Regions from separate parts of the Homo sapiens genome. Here regions 1 and 2 are each linked to region 3. A link is a contact called in ENCODE Hi-C or POLR2A ChIA-PET data. All regions are on one chromosome and are shown on one strand. The core of a region is the stretch at or near the end of the contact, and the rest is flanking DNA. Distances in the headings are between cores, read along the strand shown. Region 1 holds the start of MAGED1 (MAGE family member D1). Region 2 overlaps LOC105377209 (a long non-coding RNA gene). Region 3 holds the start of SMC1A (structural maintenance of chromosomes 1A).

What was found. Hi-C counts contacts between places; a loop is a spot of excess contacts on that map. ChIA-PET counts read pairs that join two places held with the same protein, here RNA polymerase II (POLR2A). Pooled maps may share reads with other maps.
Region 1: a loop to region 3 is called in a pooled map, with 8 times the contacts of the local background. The contact joins the promoter of MAGED1 here to the promoter of SMC1A in region 3. A Hi-C loop is called at or near these places in 9 of 50 pooled maps.
Region 2: a map of ascending aorta shows a loop between it and region 3 (12-fold over the local background). The contact joins the enhancer-like site here to the promoter of SMC1A in region 3. A Hi-C loop is called at or near these places in 1 of 168 maps with a recorded cell type or tissue (ascending aorta) and 9 of 50 pooled maps. POLR2A ChIA-PET finds 5 or more read pairs at or near these places in 1 of 52 experiments (H1).

Annotation. Positions count from the first base shown.
Region 1 is chrX:51,892,173-51,894,872 of GRCh38, reverse strand. It overlaps MAGED1 (MAGE family member D1), which reads right to left and starts at 1,250. Exons shown (of 13, transcript NM_006986.4): 1 at 1,118-1,250; 2 at 524-604. The coding sequence starts at 568. RefSeq lists enhancers at 474-523, 744-793, 1,106-1,195, 1,836-1,955.
Region 2 is chrX:52,260,181-52,262,880 of GRCh38, reverse strand. The region is part of intron 1 of LOC105377209 (a long non-coding RNA gene); the gene reads left to right. Among named protein-coding and RNA genes, the nearest start is that of SNORA11D, 71 kb to the right of the region's middle. RefSeq lists enhancers at 204-703, 704-1,205, 1,018-1,377 and a silencer at 1,073-1,331. Within about 2 kb of position 1,305, at least 38 of the 41 ENCODE cell types and tissues checked have a DNase peak (open chromatin) inside an H3K27ac peak, as active enhancers do; they include ascending aorta, where a contact is called at or near this core.
Region 3 is chrX:53,421,214-53,423,913 of GRCh38, reverse strand. SMC1A (structural maintenance of chromosomes 1A) reads left to right here and starts at 1,260. Exons shown (of 25, transcript NM_006306.4): 1 at 1,260-1,422. The coding sequence starts at 1,314. It overlaps RIBC1 (RIB43A domain with coiled-coils 1), which reads right to left and starts at 1,041. Exons shown (of 8, transcript NM_001031745.5): 1 at 910-1,041; 2 at 512-600. RefSeq lists enhancers at 953-1,002, 157-1,128, 1,293-1,472, 1,663-1,712, 1,833-2,012 and 1 more.

The DNA of each region.
Region 1 (2,700 bases), core at 1-2,500, 1.5 Mb after region 3:
TACTAAACATGTGGCAGGGGTGAAGTAGGGCAAGGGCAAAATGAGGGGTGGGGCGGTATGCGGAAAGTGGGCACGAACAGGAGCCGGGGACGCTCCAAGAGGCGTGCAGTAGCAGCTCAGGACGGCAGGCGGATCGCGGAGTTGAGAATAAGGGGGGTCGCACAGAGTGGGGAATGCAGAAAGAGGGAGGGTGGAGGCAGGAGGCTGGGGGAGGGGGTGACAGACTGCTCTACAAGCGTCAGGATTCTGGAAAAAAAAAAAAATGGTTCCTTACCCACCCCGCATTCTCTGGGCAGATTGCCCTGACTACTAACAGGGTCTCCCCTCTCTCTGAGCAGGGACTGATGGCTGAAAAGAGACGCCCCTCCCCCCCTTCGATAAACGATGGGAATTCGAAAAGCCCACGGAGTCTAGTCACTAAATAGGGTCAAACCGGATCCCGGCGTTTGGGAGACCAAAGAGGCCCGCGGGGAGGGGTGACTGTCGGCTGGGGAAATGGTGGGGTGGGGAGTGGAGATCTCACCTGGAAGCCGAGGAGGCCCGCACCACAGTCCATTTTCTGAGCCATGGCTCCTGTCCCTCTGGCAAGAGCGGAGCCTGGGGGCTGTGGGAGAGGGGCAGGGCGTTATACTACAGAGGGCAAATACGAAGGACCTAATTGGGAGGGGGGTGACTGTGGTCTGACTGTGCGGGCGGATAAGGTGAATGTGAGGAGGAACGGATCGGAGCGGTAAAAGTGAATGGGCGTCCAGATGGAGGTTCTGAACCCCGAGAAGCTACTGACAGGGCGAAGCTTCAAATGGGGATCGGGAAGCAGATGAGTTCTGAATTCGGAGCGGGGGTGCGGTTGGGTTGGGATTCGCATTTGGGAAGTTGCATGGAGGTTTTGAGTCAGGAGGAATCATCTAACAGTACAGATCGAGGTCAAGGAATCTGAGGATTTCGAACGATGGGAGGGATCGGACAGGGGTTTTGAATCAGGAAGGATCGGGAGGGGCATTGAATTGGGGTTTGGGGGGTGGAAGGGGATTCAGAATCCAGGGTGAAGGGATCGGGATAAAAAAAAATGGGGGCCCGCACCAGGGGGCAGATGCCCAGTCTGGGGGCTAATTCTCACCTTGCCTCAGGCCCCAACCCCAACCCCCTCGCTGCCTCCCTTCTTCACGACTCAGAGGATCGGGATTGCTGGGCTCGGCTCTCAGCAGCCGCACTCTCTCCTTGTCCAGGAGAAAATGCCAGCGCGGCAGCTTGGGCGACCCCGCCTCTTCGCCTAATATACCACCCACCGCCTCAGGACGTTACGCGCATGCGCAAACACTGAAGAGCCAAAGTCAGTCCCGCCTGCTTTCCCAACAAAAGCTTCGTCCTGGAGACCATGATGCGCATGTGCGCTGGAAGGCGGTCCCGCCCCCTTTGCCAACACACCACCCCACCACCAACCAGGTCGACACTATACAACAGCACCTCCCCTTCCTCTACGCCCCCTCCCCCACAGATGCGCTGTGCCTCTTGGTCCCACCCCTTGCCCCACACACCGGCCCCCTACCTTTTCCGCAATGCGTCTCTATTCCGTCCCTCCCCTATTCAAGGCCCCTCCTGTCAGGCCGGCTTGCATCTCCACCCCCTTGTCCAGCATGCTTAGGTCTCTGTTTGGGGTCTCTAATTGCAACAAGTGTTAGACCTCTGCTGAGGAAACGGAATGGCCTGAGAGGATACACTATTGGAGCTAACAAAGTAGTAGTAGTAAGTCTGTGGCTGCCACGTGACTCCATGATTTCTCCCTCACCCCCTGCCCGCCCCCACAAGCTCCCAGACGCAGAAAGAACGTTAGTTTCTTCCCTTTCTTTCTGCAGCTCCGGTGATGGACTCATTTTGTGTGTGTTGGGGGAGGAAAGGAGGGAAGGGCACAGCTTGTACATCACAGCAGGATTTGTGCTGGGGCTTGTCTTCCTGTCACAGCAGCCCTGGGAAGTGGATGTCAGCACCCCTATTTTGCAGATCAGGAAGCTGAGGCACAGATACATTGCATGAACTAGACAAGGCCACAGAGCCAGGAAACAAAATGCAAAATTTGGGTCTGGGTCTTCCTGACTCCAAAGCCCACATTCTGCTCATGCTGGCCTGGGGACTAAGGGTACCCCTCCCTCCTCCATTTGAGCAACAGACCACGGCACCCCATTTGTACCAAACAAGCAAAGTTTGTGTTCTAGGAGGCCCAAGCTCATGCTCTGCATTCAGGAGGACACAAGCAGAGGCCCCCACCCTCCCCCTGCCCTGTGTGGGTCCATCCAGGCGTGGGAATTGCTCCTTGGGGTCCACTCTGTGCTCAGAACATCAGGCCTCTTCCTTATCAGGGATACAATCACACTGTCCCTGAGGCCTTCCTGGTGCCCACTGGAGCAGCCAGGACAATCAGACCTGTGTGTCTGAGCCATGGCAAGCCCTGGTTCCTTTCAGGGCTGGGGCCTGGGGCAGCTGTGGTTTTATGGAGAGAAACTGGGCTGGGCTTCAGAATTCCAGGAATGGAGTGCCCAGCCTGTCTGTCTCGAGCTGTGTGAGCCCGCACGGGTCACTCAATTCTCTGGGCCTGGTTTCTCAATGTGCAAAGTGGAATGCACAGCAAGTGGGTCCTACCCAAGGACACACACGCTGCTATGCTTCCAGGATAACTGGAGAAACTCAAAAAGGCAGAAAATTAAA
Region 2 (2,700 bases), core at 56-2,555, 1.2 Mb after region 3:
TAATCACTACAAAAGTCTCTACCTTGAGAAGGTAGAGGGCATGGGATTCAGGTGAAGGCCCGGCCTCAAGTAGGATCCTGTCACTTCCTCCAGTGGGGCAGCTGAGATTACAAGTGCAGGCCCACTGCTGTTGGGAAGTGGTGAGAGTTTCTCTCCAATCGCTCCTGTTTTTTCAGGGGAATATCAAGGAATATCATGAGAAGAGTTGGTGCTAGTCCTTGTGGGGGCTATTGTAGGGAGAGGAGAGAGAAGGTACACTTGTGGAGGGTGCACATTGTTTGTCTACTTGGTTACAGGGGGGCGGGGGAAGGCAGGGGGTTGCCAGGCGAGTAGGGAGGAAGGAAAATGAAGAGATGCGTTTGAGGAGCGAGAGTTAATAGCTTTGAGTAAGCTGGGTAAGGAAGGTGAATGGTGAGGAACGCGGTTGGGGTCAGTGGACAGGCCTCCTTGAGGCTGAAGGCTGTGGATGCTGGGACATTGGAGAGAGGGAGCTGTTAGGACTGGATGGGGTGCTGCCCATGATGAGAGTGCGGGATGCAAGAAATAGACATCGTGAAGGGGCGCGGTCTTTCCTGAGGCCCAGAGCATTACCGCGCGCGGAGGAGACTTAGGTGGGGAGGAGGAGGCCCCCTCAAGACGGAGGAGAGCCGGCCGCGGCCTGGTCAGCCCCGGGGGCGCTGAGGTCGCCGGGGAGGATCCGTGCTGTGAGGGCTGAGAGGAGGACAGGGCGTGCGTCACATGAGAAGCGTGTCCAGGGGCTGGCTGGGAGAGTGTCCATGGGATTGGCACAGGTCTCGAACGTGAGGCGGCTGGTGCAGCCATGCAGTAGAGCCTGGCCTTCAGCGGTCGCGAGCCTGAGCCATCAACTCTCAATAGCAGGGAAGGAGTCCTGCGGCTGACCCTGAGGAGACTAGCGCCTACCTCCCCGGACTCCGATGCGCAGGCCCAGAGCCCGTCAATCCTAGGCCAGCCCCGCCCCGAGAGCTGCTTTTTCCGGTGGCGCAGGAACTTCCTGCTGGGTTGCTATGGTTCCGAGGGCGGGACTATGGGAGGCTGCCTTGTACGGCCGGTTCGTCGGGGCCTGTCTGACCGGTACTAGTCTATTCTCTGGTCCTCATCTTCATTCTGCGTAGCTTCCTCAGGTTAGCTCTACCGGCTCTTTGCCGAGAAGCAGTAGAAAGGATGAATTTTCTTCCGCGGTTGGTGGCGCTTCATTCTTGTGGCCTGCAGGTGGCAATATTGCTCCATGGATACGCCCAACTCGCCTCTCCCCCCGCCCTTCTTGCTTGAAAAAAATGCCGCGGAATCTTTTTTGAGAGAAGAGGTTGGTTCTTAAACCTGCCAAGTCCTGCTGCTGGGGCTGCCTGTTTTTTAGGGGGTGAAGCGGAGCGGGTAGTGTCTCTTAAGAAAACTCAGAGCTGATGAACAAAATCTTTTTGCTTTTGAAATTGGCATTCCTCTTGAGATGATGCCTAGGTTCCTTAGTAACTTGTATTTTGACTTCTCTCAATGGTCTTGTCATTCACTGTCCCCAGGTTGTACTGGGCTTTGTGGACCTGGTTTTATATTGATAAATGCACGCACTCTTTTATTATGGAAGTGACTCAACCTCACTGTAGAAAATTTGGAGGACAAATACAGTGTAATAAAGAAAGCCAGTCTTACCCTCAGTCCCATCACCCAGCAATGACCACTGATAATATTTGTTGTTTCCTTAGAGTTTTTCATTCCCAAAGGTGCATTTTAAACACGAGTTCATATTCCATCGTTAGTTCATCTTTTTTAAACTCAGATTTTCAGTGTGAGTTACCGTGTCCTAAAAATCATTTGAAAAATGCTTGAAAATTTTTATTCATTTCCCATTCTAAAACAATACACAGTCTAGAAGCGTCGAAAAAATACTTAATAACTGAAATGGAAAGCAAAAATAACCCCTGACCCCCTATCTCATTGGTAAATGTGATCATGTAACCTTTCTAAGAACAGAAACTGTGATTGTTCTGCTTTGTTTTTGCTCACCATTGCCTTTTCGGCAAACTGACAAGAGTGTAGAGGAGTGTTCTTAACATACAGTTTTGAATACATGAACAAGTACCTTATTTCTTCCAGATGTTTATCTTTGTAAATACGGTGTATTTTTAAATAATGTTTGGATGATACTGGATGAAACAACGTGGCTTCCCCCTCACCCTTCCACTTAGCACTTTATTGTGAGCATTAAATTATTACCATTTTGAAAAAAGTTTTGCTGGCTGTTTTACACTCTACCCAGTTTGTCTTTTATTTCATTCTTGCACTGGAGGCAGGAAAACGTTCTGTAAACCAGCGTATAATCTTGTGTATGATAGACCGGTGATCTGAACGCCAGTGCCCTCTTTGAGGAACCCCAAGAACCTTGGCAATTTACTGCTTCTTCCTGTATCACAGTTTCCACGTGAGCAAAATGAAGGTTATAATAGCACGTGCTTCATGGAGGATGGTGGTCACCATAAATAGCACAACAGGTTCTTAGTTCCTGGCAATTGTAGACATATAATTATTGTTGTTGTTATCTCCAGTATTCACAACAATGTGTGTATTAGGATTTGCAATCCATGAGACCGAGTTTGATAAAATGTACTCTTCAGATTTACATAGAGCTGACACCTTTCCTTCAATTTCCCATTTCTGCCTTCTAGTAGAAAATTCATACTACTAGTT
Region 3 (2,700 bases), core at 11-2,510:
AGAGATAGGGTCTCACTATGTTGCCCAGGCTGGTCTTGAACTGCTGGTCTCAAGTGATCCTCCTGCCTTGGCCTGCCTCCCTCACGATGGGATTACAGTTGTCAGCCACCATGCCCAGCCACTTCCTCACTTTCCTGGACTTGTCCTAAGTCTTTAGGACTCTTTCTAGCCTTCGGACATAATTTAATAAATAGTTAAAGGAATAATTATGGCAACCACCAGATCCTTTCCATGTTTAAGTCTGAGAATGGCACCAACTTACCTACTGGTTTCACCTGCCATTACAGTATAAGGTCACTGAAGGGGAAGATTCAGCTGACATTTTAAGCTTCTTGGATTGCTAAGGCCCCTGCCTTATTAATGATAGAGAGCAGAGAGGGAAGAGAGGTAAGGTGGCATTGTGGTATAGAGCTGTGGGAATGGGATGGGGGAGAGGCATGGAGGCAGAGGTAGGTGGAGGTGGAGAGCGCTGGCTTAGGGACCCTGACTCCTGGGGGTTCACACAAAATACCTTTCTCAGTAAGGAATCCCGATTTTGAAGCTCTTAGGTTGGCTCTGCATGCAACTTTGTTCTTGGGTTACGGCGGCAGTTTCTGAACTCTGCTTGGTACAACAGGAGGGAGGCAGGGGATAGGGGTAGTATCTCAGGCCGTAGCCTTCCCCAGCCTGTATCCCTGTTGCCTGGGAGTAGCCCCAGTCCCATTCACAACCCGTCCGCCTTCGCAACCCGTCCCGCCACCAATCCCACCCCACCATTAGCAAAGTCTGAGCTCACCTAACACTGAATCCTCCCGTTGGCCCCTCCTTCCCGTCCAGCTCTCCGCTCCCCCCGGGTCCTTCCAATTCCCGACCCTGTCCTTGTCCTAGCCTTGAAAGCTGGCCAGGCTAAAGCCACAGCCGAGCTCCCACCTTCCTCTTGCCCTGAGGGGCATAATCCTGCTGTGACTTCTGTCTCAGCAAGCGTGAGCTCAGGTCTCCCCCGCCTCCTTGAACCTCAAGAACTGCTCTGACTCCGCCCAGCAACAACTCCTCCGGGGATCTGGTCCGCAGGAGCAAGTGTTTGTTGTTGCCATGCAACAAGAAAGGGGGGCGGAGGCACCACGCCAGTCGTCAGCTCGCTCCTCGTATACGCAACATCAGTCCCCGCCCCTGGTCCCACTCCTGCCGGAAGGCGAAAATCCCGTTAGGCCTGGACGTATTCTCGCGACATTTGCCGGTCGCCCGGCTTGCACTGCGGCGTTTCCCGCGCGGGCTACCTCAGTTCTCGGGCGTACGGCGCGGCCTGTCCTACTGCCGCCGGCGCCGCGGCCGTCATGGGGTTCCTGAAACTGATTGAGATTGAGAACTTTAAGTCGTACAAGGGTCGACAGATTATCGGACCATTTCAGAGGTTCACCGCCATCATTGGACCCAATGGCTCTGGTGAGATAAACCTGGCCGCGGCCCTGCGCACGTCCCGGCCTGGACCCCTTATCCGGTGCCGGAGTAGTACAACCCAGCCCATGTAACCTGAAACGTCGCGGACCCTTACGGGTTCCTTGCCCGTCCAGAGGGGGTTCTGCTCGAACCCACTCTCCCCGCGCGGGTGCTCTAACTCGAACCCCTTCCAGGTGTCACTTGCCGCTTCCTGCGCGGCCCCCGCCCCGGCCCAGTGGTACAGGCCGAGCTGCCAGTTACCCCGCCTACTTCCCCCTCCCGCCAAAGGAGTCGCGTCTGGAACCAGCTTCCCGCCAGCTCAGTCCTCCGCCGCGCGGCTCCCCGCCGGACCGGCCGGAGCCGGCTTCCCAGCCTTACTTGACCCCCTCCGGAGAATGTGGGGACGCTGGTAGCTCTCCCGTGGCCTTCGGTCCCAAACGGTGCACTTCTGTTTCAGCCCAGCGTCCTCTCTCGCCTCGCATTGGTACACTCCAACTCCTTTCTACTCTTCTCTGGAGGCGGCACTTTTGAATTTCAGACCCAGCGCTCCAGTCTTTAGAATGCTTGAGGTGTCGATCCCCACCCCCCACCGCTATGTCAGAGGTAGTTGCCTCGAACTCGCCCTTTTCCTACCACCGAAACCGTCAAAAGCCGAAATTAACTAATTTACCAAATTTGTTGAATGCTTATTGTTTATCAGGAGTTATTCAGTTGCAAGTTGTGGAAACAGCGGAGAATAGAATAAACCAACTCCATGCTCACAGGGAACTTATATTCCAGAGGGGAAAGAAGATAAGGAGAAAATAAGATGGTTTTAGGCTGTCATAAGTGCTATACAGGAAATGAGACAGGTGGATGTGATAAAGTGACTTAGGTGGTGTCTTTAGAAAGGGTGGTCAGGTAAAGCCTCTATTTTGTGTCTTCCCAACTCTAAACGATACACCGTGGATTCCTCTCACCTCAGATGTCCATTTGGAATCCTGCTGTATTCTTCCACCCCAGAGATGTTCTAGCTGAATGATATCCTAGCCTAAGAGGCTGCCCTTGCTGAAGTAGCACATACTGAGTACCTTTCCTGGAGACTGAGTGTCTCAACAGTGGCACTATTGACATTTCCAGCGAGATAATCCTTTGCTGTGGGATGTGCTCTGTGCATTGTAGGATGTTTAACAGCATCTCTGGCATCTACCTGCTAGATAACAGTAGCACCCCTGCTCCCCAGGCATGACAATCAAAACTGTCTCTAGACATTGCTAGATGTCACAGAGGGTGTGTGTGATTCCC